2 separate regions of the Homo sapiens genome follow, and region 1 is linked to region 2. A link is a loop called in an ENCODE intact Hi-C map of the cell type or tissue named here. Cell type or tissue: Caco-2. All regions are shown on one strand. Each heading gives the region's core, and the rest is flanking DNA. Links, peaks and the distances in the headings are about the cores only.

Evidence for each region. A loop is a pair of places that touch in the nucleus more often than their neighbours do. Peaks named below come from ENCODE experiments on the same cell type or tissue, not always from the same donor. Only the 100,000 strongest peaks of a DNase experiment are listed, where the experiment ranks them.
Region 1: it touches region 2 in a loop (3-fold over the local background); 4 of 110 quality-filtered maps call a loop at or near these places.

What each region holds. Positions count from the first base shown.
Region 1 is chr11:78,277,767-78,284,456 of GRCh38, reverse strand. GAB2 (GRB2 associated binding protein 2) reads left to right here. Exons shown (of 10, transcript NM_080491.3): 2 at 3,556-3,856. Among named protein-coding and RNA genes, the nearest start is that of USP35, 92 kb to the right of the region's middle. In Caco-2, for the core only: no CTCF peak of the experiment used is centred there; no DNase peak of the experiment used is centred there.
Region 2 is chr11:78,362,403-78,369,092 of GRCh38, reverse strand. All of the region lies in intron 1 of GAB2 (GRB2 associated binding protein 2), which reads left to right. Among named protein-coding and RNA genes, the nearest start is that of GAB2, 52 kb to the left of the region's middle. RefSeq lists an enhancer at 3,065-3,977. In Caco-2, for the core only: no CTCF peak of the experiment used is centred there; DNase peaks (open chromatin) are centred at 3,562 and 4,832.

The sequences.
Region 1 (6,690 bases), core at 2,436-4,935, 85 kb after region 2:
GCTCAGTCCCATCAGGCCTGTAGGCCATTGTGGGGACTTTGGCTTTACTCTGAGTGAGATGAACAGCCATTGCAGATGGTGAGCGGAGAAGTGGCATCTTCTGATTTACTTCCTGCTTTCTTACTTTGCGGTTGAGGATAGACTGCAGGATGAAAGGGTGGAAGCAGGAAGACTACAAAATGGTGGACTAGACCAGGTGAGCAACAGTGGAGGTGAGGAGAAGCAAGCTCATTGTTGATATATTCTGAACTGTCTGAACTGACAGGATTTGCTTTTGGGTTAGATGTAGAGTATGAAAGGAGTCAGCTATGATACATAGATTTTTGGTCTGACAACTGGAAGGCTGAAGGTGCTGGTAAATGAGATGGGAGAGAGTGCAGGAAGAACAGATCTGGGAGATATCAGGACCTCAGTTTTGAACACATTAATGTTGAGATACCTACTAGTGAGGAGTTGGATATACAACTCTAGGGCTAGAGATATAAATTTGGGAATCACAGCAATTCGATGGTTTTTTAAAGCTGTGAAACTGAATAAAATGACCTAGAGAGTGGGTGTAGAAAAAAAAAAAAGAATCTCAGAACTGAGCATTGGGGCATTCTAATGTTCGGATGTCAGGGAGGTGAAGAGGAGCCAGCACTGGAGACTGAAAAAGAGAGGCCCGGTAGATAGAAGGAGAGTTGAGAGTGCATGCTGAAGCCAGGTGAAGAAAGTGTTTCAAAGAGGATGGAATAATAAACTGTTGTCAGATGTTGGAGAGAGATCAAGAGAGATCAAGTTAAGGCCCATGAGTTGATTTATCAGCACTGAAGTCTTTGACACCTTTGATGAGCTATTTCAGTGGTGCAGTTGGGGTGGTGGGGGGATGGGGGATAGCCTGATTATAGTGCCTTCGAATAGGAGGGGAGGAAACAAAGATTAGTAGTATATAATACTCTTTGAAGTATCACTATAAAGAGAAGTAGAAAAACTGGGCCATAGTTGGTGAAGAATTGTGGGATCAAGTCAAACTTTTAATTTTTTCTTCTGAGATAGGAAACGTTGATGTCTTGATGGGAATCATCCTAGTCAGGAGGAAAAATGCAACGATTCTGAAGAAGGGGAGAATTGTTGAAGTGATGTCTTTGTGCACAAATGGAAAAAGGTTGGCCTTCATTGGGTGGACTGTCTATGCTCCCTAGTAACAGAGCTCACAGCTACAGGTGCAGGCAGGATGGTAAATGTAGTCATGGAACATGTGTAAATTTTCTTTTGATTGTTTGTGTTTTCTCATGAAATAAGATATAAAAGAGTGGAGGCATTGGAGGTTTAAAGAGAGAGGCCAAGAGATTGTTGCCAAAGAACAGGAGAAAGTCATTGACTAGGTAAATATAGTAGGATTGTTGGGCAACATGAGGGGCCACTTGAAGTAAAAGTGAGACCAGTCAGCATGGTCATATGATTTTCTCCATGTATGTACAGCCAAGTGGGAACAGGTAGAGTTGGCAGAGCATTAGACTTAGCTGGGGTTTGCTGGGTAAATAAGAGGAATGGAGAAAGAAGCAAGGGAATAATTATGATAATGGATCGCAGAAATAGAGTTGGATAAGGAAAGAAAAGAGGACAGGGATGAAAGGTGAGAGTGAAAAGATGGTAGAATTAATGGAGTGTAGATCCCATGGGGTCTAAAGAATTGTGATAATCAAATCCTTGACATTTGTAGTGCTTCAGGGTGTATACAAAGTGCTTTGGGCTCACATAATAACCCTATGGGGTAGGTAGGGAAAATGGTGGTGGTGGTAGTGATTTTCATATAGATGAGGCAGGATTCAAAGAGGTAAATGACTTAATCAAAAATCACACAGTGCCGGGCGTACACAGTGGCTCACACTTGTAATCCCAGCACTTTGGGAGGCTGAGGCAGGTGGATCACCTGAGGTCAGGAGTTTGAGACTAGCCTGGCCAACATGGTGAAGCCCTGTCTCTACTAAAAATACAAAAATTAGCCGGGTGTGGTGGTGGGCATCTGTAATCCCAGCTACTCCGTAGGCTGAGGCAGGATAAATCCGCTTGAACCCAGGAGGCAGAGGTTGCAATGAGCCAAGATCATGCCACTGCACTCCAGCCTGGGTGACAGAGCGAAACTCCGTCTCAAAAAAAAAAAAAAATTCACACAGCCAGTCAATGGTAAAGCATAGACTGAACGCAGATTTCTGTTATATGTAGTCTTTGTGCAATGTCTGCTTACAGATTACTCAGTCTTGTTGAAGAGATGGAATATGGAAGACAACTTGAGAGAATATGTAATCACGTGTTCAATTCTGTGGTATGGAATGGTATAAGGAGTTTACTCATTCAGTAATACATATTGAAAGCTTAGTAAGGTACAAGGCATTATCATAAGGACTAAGGAAACATCAATGAACAAGACAGGAAATATAATCCTGAGGTTACATGTTTTTAGAGCAGTTTCTCTGTGATTCTTCTAAGGCATCATGTTTTGGTTAAAAGCAGGTTGTACTAAAAAGTTAGAAAACTTGTTTTTCTGCTACTTACTGTGTGTAACATTGTTACTTCAACTCACCCTGCCTTAGTGGGGGTCCCCATGGATAAACTGATTATGGCTTTGCAAGTTCTCCCTTGCCTAAAAATGCTGTGAGTTTGGATCTGTATTCTAGCCTAAAGAAATAGTTGCTCTAAAGTGTCATCATCTAACTTCCTGATCTAGACAGTGGGAATGCCACATCTTACTTTATAGTGATAAGACCCTGTTTACATAGTGAGATGCTGCACAAACATGCATTCCAAAGTAATCCTCCATTTTTGAAACTTGGGAAATCTGAAAAGGGGACAGGTCATGTGGCACCTGCAGGTCCCACAGTCCCCGTCTTTAACCTATGATATCTGAGGACCTATTAAAAGCTTTAAGGTCGTCTGGGCATGGTGGCTCATGCCTGTAATCCCAGCACTTTTGGGAGGCCGAGGCAGGTGGATCACCTGAGGTTGGGAGTTCGAGACCCGCCTGACCAATGTGGAGAAACCCTGTCTCTACTAAAAACACAAAATTAGCCAGGCGTGGTGGCACATGCCTGTAATCCTAGCTACTCAGGAGGCTGAGGCAGGAGAATCGCTTGAACCCTGGAGGCGGAGGTTGCAGTGAGCCAAGATCATGCCATTGCACTCCAGCCTGGGTAACAAGAGTGAAACTCCATCTCAAAAAAAAAAAAAATGCATTAAGGTCAGGCACAGTGGCTCATACTTATAATCCCAGTGCTTTAGGAGGCTGAGTTGGGAGGATCTCTTGAGACCAGCCTAGGCAACATAGCAAGACCTTGTCTCTACAAAAAAATGTTTTAATTAGCTGGGCGTGGTGATGTGCGTCTGTAGTCCCAGCCACCCAGGAGGCTGAGGTGGGAGGATCGCTTGAGCCCAGGAGTTCAAGATTGCAGTGAGCTTTGATTGTGCCACTGCACTCCAGCCTGGGCAACAGGGCAAGACCTGTCTCTGAAAGAAAAAAGCTTTGAAATAACTAATGACTTCTTCCCCCTCTTCTTACTCCTTCCTGATATGATTTAGGCCTGGAAGAAACGCTGGTTTATCCTGCGGAGTGGCCGGATGAGCGGTGACCCAGATGTTCTGGAATACTACAAGAACGATCACTCCAAGAAGCCTCTGCGGATCATCAACCTGAACTTCTGTGAGCAGGTAGATGCAGGCCTGACCTTTAACAAGAAGGAGCTGCAGGATAGTTTTGTGTTTGACATCAAGACCAGTGAACGCACCTTTTACCTGGTGGCTGAGACAGAAGAGGACATGAATAAGTGGGTCCAGAGCATCTGCCAGATCTGTGGCTTCAATCAGGCTGAGGAGAGCACAGGTATGAGAACGCACACAGATCTTTCTCATAGGGGGTTGAGGTGAGGCCCTTGGATTCCTGGAGCATTGAGAGCAGGCTCTAGCTAAGGTTTCCTGTTGGAAGAGCGTTCATAGATAAAGGGTAAAGAGTGTGAAGGGGTTGGCCAAATATTAGAGGGACACCTGGCCCTAATTATGCTCTAACTGGAAACCAAAAAAAAGTGTTGGGGTTGTGATAAAGCTAAAGGTATTTGTGGTGTTTCCTTAGGTGCCTCAACACCACTGCCGTTCCTCATCCCTCCTGTTTTCTCTCTTCCCTGTGCTGTCCAGCACTCTGTGTCCCATTATCTGTCACCCATCCCATAGGGAAGGTCTCACCTTGGTCCCTTCTCTCCTTCATCTCTGTCTGTCCTAGCCCATTTCAGGCCATCCTGCACAGTCACACTTGACCCTTGTTTGTGCGGGTTCTTTGTGATGATTATTGACGATTCAGTGTTCATTTATGTTTACTTGGGAGGGGACAGATAAAAGGAGGAAACAGTGATTTATGTTTGGGTTTTTATAATCTTCACAAAAGAGTAGCTCACCTTTTTGAAATGAGTGTTAAATTGTAGAAATGCTCCTTAACATTTGTTTAGGCTCATCTCAAACTCTCTGGGATGGTTGAAGAGCAGAGTTTTTTCTGGGGCAGTAGAATTGACCCAGGAATTCTACTCGCAGGCATATTCCCAAAACATGTTTACACAAACACTTGTACAAGAATGTTCACAGCAGTATTATTCATAATAGCCAAAAAGTGGAAACAACCCAAATATCCATCAATAAATCAAATATGGTATATACATATATATTACTAAGCCATAAAATGGTATGAAGTACTGAAAACATGTTAAGTGAAAGAAGACAGAGAGGACCATCTTTTTATGATTCCGTTTGTATGAAGGCTCAGAGCAGGCAAATCCACAGAGACAGAAAGTACATTGGTGGTGACTGAGAGTGACAGTGTGAGAAGCGACTGCTTATGAGTATGGGGTTTCTTCTTGGAGTGGTAAAAATGTTCTGGAATTAGATAGTGATGATATTTGTACACTTTCATGAGTATACTAAAAACCACTGTATTTTACACTTTAAAATGCTGAAATTTATGGCGTGTAAATTATGTCTCATTCTTTAAAAAAAAGTTCCTCAGGTGATTCTGAGGACCAGCCAGGTTAGGGAGCCCCTAGATGTAAGACCAGGTTCGTGGACATGTGAACTGTGGAGTCACAAAGAGCCCCATCCTTAGAAGGTCTTGCACTTCGTTTAACACTCCACTATTACTATCTTGAAGTTCTTAATAGTTTTTTTAACAGGAAGTTCTGCGTTTTCATTTTACACTGGGCTCTGCAAATTATGTAGCCAGTCATTCCTGAACTAGATATCCTAACCTAGGAATTCTGTGATTTTTATCTTCCTTGGGGAAGGATAATGAGCCCCTATTTATTAAGTTCTTTGGTATAATCTTCTTGCTTCCTGAGTGGAATTTCCTGTTTTCCCCAAATCTTTGTCATTTATAGGTTTCATGGAGGTTGTTTTTGTTTTTTTCCTTTATTTTATTCCTGATGGAGAGCAATGCATATTCAGTAAAAAAAAGTGGTAGAGGGAAAGGGGCCCCAGCTGGGGCAGCATAGCGAGACTAGAGTGCAGTGACACAATCATGGTTCACTGTAACATTTTTATTTCGATAAAAAATAAAAATTAGCTGGGCATGGTAGCATGCCTGTAATCCCAGCTACTAGGGAAGCTTAGGTAGGAGGATTGGTTGATGCCAGGAATTCAAGGTTGCAGTGAGCTGTGATCACACCACTGCACTCCAGCCTGGATGACAGAACGAGACCCTGTGTCCTAAAAAAAAAAACAAAAATGTTGGGGGTGGGGAATAAGAAACGAATTAAAAGGCCAGGGAGCTGGGCACAGTGTTTCACGCCTGTAATCCCAGCACTTTGGGAGGCTGAGGCAGGCAGATCACCTGAGGCCTGGAGTTCGAGACCATCCTGACCAATAATGGTGAAAACCCGTCTCTACTAAAAATACAAAAATTAGGCTGTGGTGACGTGCACCTGTATTCCCAGCTACTCAGGAGGCAGAAGTGAGAGAATTGCTTGAACTCAGGAGGCAGAGGTTGCAGAGACAAGATCGCACCACTGCACTCCAGCCTGGGTGACAGAGGGAGACCCTGTCTCAAAAAACAAACAAAAAACAAAAAAAAAAGCAGACTGGGCACGGTGACTCACGCCTGTAAGCCCAACACTTTGGGAGGTCGAGGCAGGTGGATCACCTAAGATCAGGAGTTCAAGACCAGCCTGGCCAACATGGCGAAACCCCATCTCTACTACAAATACAAAAATTAACCAGGCATGGTGGTGGGCGCCTGTAATCCCAGCTACTTGGGAGGCTGAGGCAGAAGAATCGCTCGAACCTGGGAGGCAGAGGTTGCAGTGAGCCAAGACCATGCCATTGCACTCTAGCCTGGGCAACATCAGTGAAACTCTGTCTCAAAAAAAAAAAAAAAAAAGCAGGGGAAGAAAAACTTCACAAACACACCAGTCTCAAAGCTTTCATAAATGTTGTTAGCAGTGGCAAATCTATCTGGGTCTGCAGCAACCTCAATTCTTGCCTCCTCAGAAGAAAGAATTCGGCCAAAGGGCATAAGGCAGAGTGAGACACTGAGCCATGTTTTAGAAGAGGGGTGAAAGTTTATTAAAAAGTGTTAGAGCAGGAACAAAAGGAAGTAAAGAACACTTGGAAGAGGGCCAAGCGGGCAACTTGAGAGATTTCAGTGCACTGTTTGACCTTTGATCTGGAGTTTTATATATT
Region 2 (6,690 bases), core at 2,547-5,046:
AATCATTGCTCACTGCAGCCTTGACCTCCTGGGCTCAAGTGATCCTCCCACCTCAGCCTCCTGAGTAGCTGGGACTACAGGCACATGCCACCATGCCCGTAAATATAAATTTATTTAATAAGTAAATTTATTAATTTTAAACAAATTAAAAAATTTTTTAATTTTTAAAAAATTTGTTTGTAGCGATGGGGTCTCGCTGTGTTTCCCAGGCTGGTCTCAAACTCCTAGCCTCAAGCAATTCTCCCACCTCAGCCTCCCAAAGTGCTGGGGTTATAGGCATGAGCCGCCATGCCTGGACTTATCTGACTTTAAAGATGCTTTTCTGGGGTCTGAAGTTGAAGATTTAAACCTATAGAGTTTATTTTTGCTGTCTTGTCTTTTTTTTTTCAGTTTGTTAACATGCTGTGTAGTTCTGTTACAAACATATGTAGTGAAAGACCAGCTTTTATTAGGGTTAATTGTTCCTTTTCTCATTTGGTATGCACTAGTATTTAGTGAAATTCTTCCTTCGTGTAGTATGCTTTGTTTCTATTTTTATTAAAACATTTGTTTGTATTGTGACTATTTGTGTAGTAATTTATATATTTAATTTGTAGCTTGCTTTTCAGCCATCAGTACTGTATTTCAGTGACTTCTGCACAAACGTGATTTAACTATAGGAAATTTTTTTGTCCAGGATAATTTACATAAAGTCCCTCACTTGAGAATTTCAGGTGACAGAAGTTTACTATATTTCTAAATAGCAAGCCTATTATAGAGTAGATCAGAATTAATCATATTCATGAACAGTATTAATCTGTTGAATAATCAAACCATCAAGGCAGATGCATTGGTTGAGTTGCTGTTCATGGACTTCCTGGTTGAACAAAATGGTCTTGCCATTCTTAGCAAAGAAATACCTCAGCATGTGGCAACTCATGGATGTGGCCAGTAAGTGCTGTGAGAAGTGAACAAAGAATAGAAAATTAAGCACTGACAGCCGGGCGCAGTGGCTCACGCCTGTAATCCCAGCACTTTGGGAGGCCGAGGCGGGCGGATCACGAGGTCAGGAGATTGAGACCATCTTGGCTAACACGGTGAAACCCCGTCTCTACTAAAAATACAAAAAATTAGCCGGGCGCAGTGGCGGGTGCCGGTAGTCCCAGCTACTCGGGAGGCTGAGGCAGGAGAATGGCGTGAATCCGGGAGGCGGAGCTTGCAGTGAGCAGAGATAGCGCCACTGCCTGGGGGGAAGAGCAAGACTCCGTCTCAAAAAAAAAAAAAAAAAAAAAGAAAAAGAAAATTAAGCACTGACATATTCTGAGATGTTTTCTGAAGGAGCTCAGGCTAAATGCTCTCACCTCCTTAATACTGGCTGAGAGGCTGGATCTTCTGCCTGCAGCCCAGTAGCACTTGGTTTATAACACTATATGAAGTGACTGCATCTCTAAGCCAAAAATCATGATACATGTTCTAAGACAGATTATAGACTGGTATCTTTAGCCTGAATTCCATCTATAAAGTGTTTTGCTTGGCCTGCAGTGTTTTAAACACTTTTAATTAGTCGTAGATTGTTAAAAGCTGAGATCTCTTACATAAAATCCGTAAAATGTCCAGCTTCCAGATCTGGGAACACTGGGCCCAAATTTCTGCCTAGCAGCAATTAGCTGGAACTGGGTGGTAGCTTTCCATTTAAGCCAAAGCATATGCTTTCTAGTCTGCTGTATCACATGCACGCACGCACACATACATGCACACACCAGTCACTCATATATGTACCTACCTGACCCTTTACACTTCCAGACCATATGCCCTTCGAAGGCAGGATTTTTGTCTGTTTTGTTCATTGCTTTTTTCTCATGACCAGAATGTTGTCTGGCACAAAGTAGGTTAAAGGATATTGCTAGATGGAGGAAGAATGTATTTGTGACTCTTGGTCCAAGTTGATGGGGGAAAAGAAAACAGAAGTTTTCAATTTGGAGCTCCTCCAGATATTTGAGCTATGTTCCCCTTTACCCCTGAGATACTGTATGGCTCAGGAATATACCTTAGTATCATAATTTTGTATATGACTTATCTCCCTTGCTAGATGGTAAATTCATTGGGTTCAGGGACCTGTCTTGTATTTTTTTGCATCCTTAAGAATACCTTGCACATAATGGAAGCTTAAATACTCCTTGGATGGTTAGTGGGTTTTTAAAATTTCTCATGTAACTTTGTGAATAAAGATGGGGAGATTCTAATGAATATGTTGTTCTGGAGGATCATTTGAGAAGCAACCATTTGAGTTGCTTCTCCACTATATTTTCTCCAAGCCCTATCCCCAATTACATTCTATTCGCCATCATAGTCTGGATGGGGAATAGAATGTAATTGGGGATAGGGCTTGGAGAAAATATAGTGAATATAGAAGGTTTTTGATAATCCTTAACCCCTGCTCTTTGGTAGCAGGGTAAATTAACCCCCCATCCTCACTTTGTGCATATTCTATTTTAGTACTCATCTTTTTTTTTTTTTTTTTTTTTTTTGAGATGGAGTCTTGCTCTGTCGCCCAGCCTGGAATACAGTGGTGTGATCTCAGTTTACTGCAACCTCCACCTCCTGGGTTCAAGCAATTCTCCTGCCTCAGCCTCCCAAGTAGCTGGGACTACAGACATGCACCACTGTACCTGGCTAATTTTTGTATTTTTAGTAGAGACGGAAATCTAATTTCGCCATGTTGGCCAGGCTGGCCTTGAACTCCTGACCTCAGGTGATCCACCTGCCTCGGCCTCCCAAAGTGCTGGGATTACAGGCGTGAGCCACTGTGCCCAGCCTATTTTAGTACTCATCATATTATGTTAAAGAGCTTGTCTCCTACACTGGACTGTGATTTCCCTATCATTAAGAACTCGGTATGGTTTTTGTGCATCTAACAGCTAATACTTGATAATGTTTGTGTGCCAACTCTGTATAAACACTATTCTAGGAACTCAGTAAATGTTTGCATTGAATTGAGTTTGTGTTAGGAGTTGTATTAGAACTCTACACCACCTTATAGTTTATAAAACATATGTATATTCATTGTCTTATTTAATTTTGAAATCAACTGAGTGCTGCAAATGAGAAAAATCAAAGCCCAGAGAAAACTGTAACTGGTCCATAATTACACAGCAGTTAATGGCTGAACATCCAGGCTGAACTTTGCCAGTTAGTGGCTGAATATTCACGAAATTCTGATGCCTCCATAGAGCGGGATAGAATTATGGAGGACTTGTCATTCTGGACTGCGGAATTTGGACCTGTGTATTGAAACAAGAAGAGAAAGGGAAGTGTTTCTTAAGTTATTTTTGGATGAAGGCTTTTTGCGATCCAAGGCTTCATCCCCTCAAGCTCAACAATAGCATTCCTTGGGGGAGTGAGAAGATGATGAATGGTCATCAGTTTGCTTGCCTCACCCAGATTCCATTCCTACCTCCCAGAATTTTCCCTGGTCCCACCCAGCTCCACAGTAACAATCAATCCCAATCAGTGACTGTACTTCATTTTTTGGATCAAGGAATACCCCTCCCTTTTCTGTCTTCCTCCTTAGGGCTTTGGATAGGAGCCCTTTAATTGATGTTGACTAAACTGGAGGCCAGCCCCTGCATACCAGGAATGCCAGTGGCTTTGTTAGTTGAGGAGGGCGCTGCATTAGCACTGCCCTCTAAATCCCAGAGCAGGTGGAGGAAATCTAATTAGCATTTAGTAAGCCAAGGTGCCCTGGGGAGTTTCTGATAAAGAAAAGGTCACTGCAGAAGGAGAAGGGACACTGATAGGGAGACTTCATTTTCCTAGTGGGAACTTTCTGAAATGGACTGGCAATCAGGTGAGCTGGATTCTAATGCCTGCCTTACTGGTGGCTTTTTAATCACACTTAAGTCCCTCTGCTTATCTGAGATTTCATTTTCTTGTCTGTGTCTAGTCCGTTACCAGACTCCTTTTCCTACACAAATATTTGTTTCATAACAGTGGAAGGGACCTCAGATCATTAAGTTGCTATCACCTTGGGGTGACAGGTACACTAAAATCTCAGAAGTCACCACTAAAGATCTTATTCATGTAACCAAATAACACCTGTTCCCCAAAACCCTGTTGAAATAAAAAAAATGACTGCAGCCATTCCCACCCTTGTATTTCAAGCATAGCATTGCCACCTACTTGCAAAATACTATATAGACGTATATATATATATTTTTAAAAAGGTGCTATTACCTGGGAAGCTTTTCCCAACATTACATATGTCCAAATCTCACTCTGTATCTACTGAATCTTCTGATATCAGTAGATATGTAGTAAATATGTATAGTTTGGGGAAAATTTCTCAGGAAAGTTTGATAAAATCCCTGGTTTATGCTTTTTTGAAGAACTTAAACACATATAGCAAACTCAAGGCCTATCACAGCATTTGCTATCATAGTTGTTAGTAATATGTTTGGAGAGGAATTTGGGGGGATGGCTATTAAGTGAGAAGCTAGAGGTAGAATAACCACTGCAAGCAATAAGCATTTTACAAAATGGGGATTGAGCTCTATTCGTAGGTGATGAAATCAATGGTAATGAGTTGCTACCAGTATTTTCAAAGTAAAATAGTATACAAAAAGTAGCATGTATTGTGTCCAGTTAAGGATATTTATTGAAACTTTTAAGTTCATTGTATTTATAGATACTGTGCTACAATTTAAAAGACATTTCTTACTGAATTTTTGTCAAAATCCATTGACCTAGATAGGAATCTGTATTGGAGTAAAGATGGTTCTAAGGGGAAGGAGTGTAGAGAAGCAATGTGGGAGCCACATGCGGTGGTTCATGCCTATATTCTCAGTACTTTGGGAGGCGGAGGTGGGAGGATAGCTTGAGGCCAGGAATTCCAGAAGCAATGTGGAAAGGACACTAGGGAATGTAGGTTCTAGTCTTTATCCAAGCTCTTTGACTTCAAGCAAATCACATTTTTCTCCTGGACCTTACATTCTTTTTTCTCATTGCCCTTAGTACCTTCTGTCTGACTTCAACCCCACATCTGCTTGACAAGAATTAACTCAAATATCTCTTCTTAACACCTACCTGATTCTGGCATACAGTAAGTGCTTATAAATATATGTTAAATGGGTGAGAACCTTTCCCTTAGGTCTGTGGGTACTTTCACTGGGCTTGTATATCTACCACTCCATTTAAAACTCTACTTACAGCTTTTTAAGAAAATGTATTTCTAAGCCAGGCACAGTGGCTCATGCCTACATTTCCAGCAGTTTGGGAGGCTGAGGTGGGTGGATTTTGTGCTTGGAAATTCGAGACCAGTCTAGGCAACGTGGCAAAACCCCATCTCTACAAAAAATACAAAAATTAGCAGGGTCATAGTAGTGCGTGCCTATAGTCCCAACTACTTGGGAGGCTGAAGTGAGAGGATTGCCTAAGCCTGGGAGGTGAAGACTGCAGTGAGCTGTGGGTGTCCCACTGCACTTCAGCCTTGGCAACAAAGTGAGACCCTGTCTCAAAAAAAAAAAAAAAAGAAAATATATTTCTATTTATCTTTTACTAGGTTGTGGTCCCCTGGAAAGCAGACATTTTTATTCATCTGTGTATTCTCAGTACTTAACACAGTACCTGGTATGTAATAGGTGCTTCATAGATGTTGGAGAGAATACATATTTTTAAGAGGAGTATTTTAGTAGATGACTCATAAAACATTTATTGAGCACCTACTATATACCAGGCAGTGTGGTAGGTATGGGAAGTGATACAAATGTGTGTAAGAGACCAACATCTTCCCTTGAGGAATTTAGAGATTAATTGAAGCATAAGCACACAGAATTGCTGACAAAGCCATTAGTGTTAGTCTCTAGCTATGTGGTTGCTTATGCAGCTCATGTGTAACTTCTCATTTCTGTGTTTGAATACTGGTCACCAGAACCAGACAGGAAGAATGTCTTTCCGTTCTGATTAATTTTCTTAGGAATTAAGTAAGAAATTGTGTATCTGATATGGTGATCTAGTTCCAAGGAAGGTTAACTTGAGTTGGCAAAAGGAGCCTCATCTTTTTTATATTAGTTACTGGGAGGTTGTTTAAAAATCTCCCATTATGTAATGGACTTGTCACTTTCTACTTATAGTAATGGCAATTCTTGCTTTATATATTTCGAGGCCATATTACTAGGTACACATACTTTTTAGAAGTACATGACTTCTGGGCCTTTGAACCTCTTATCTTTGTGAAGTGCCTGACCCTCTTTGCCTTTTTACCTTAATATCTTTTTTTGCTTGGTAGTCATATACCTGCAGCAGCATTCTTTTGAGTAATGTATATGCTTTATGTAATTTTTTCCATCCTTTGATTTCAACCTACCTGTGCTCTTGTATTTTAGGTGTATCTTTAAAAAACAGTATGTAGCTAGATTATGTTTTTGTTTAGTCTGGAAAGTCTTTCTTTTAACTTGAGAATTTAGTTAATTCACATTTATTGTGGTTAATACAGTGAGACAGGCTTTATCTTTTAAATGGTGAATTAAATTGATTTACATTTATTGTGATTATGGAAATGTTTTGATTTGTTGCAACCGTGTAGTGTTGTACCTTACCTTACACTGAAATTTTCTGTTGTTTTTTTTAATCTTACCTTTTGGATTGAACATTTTGTTTCCTTTTTCTAATTTCCTTTTTATCCCTCTGCTTATTTGGAAGTTACACTCTAACTAC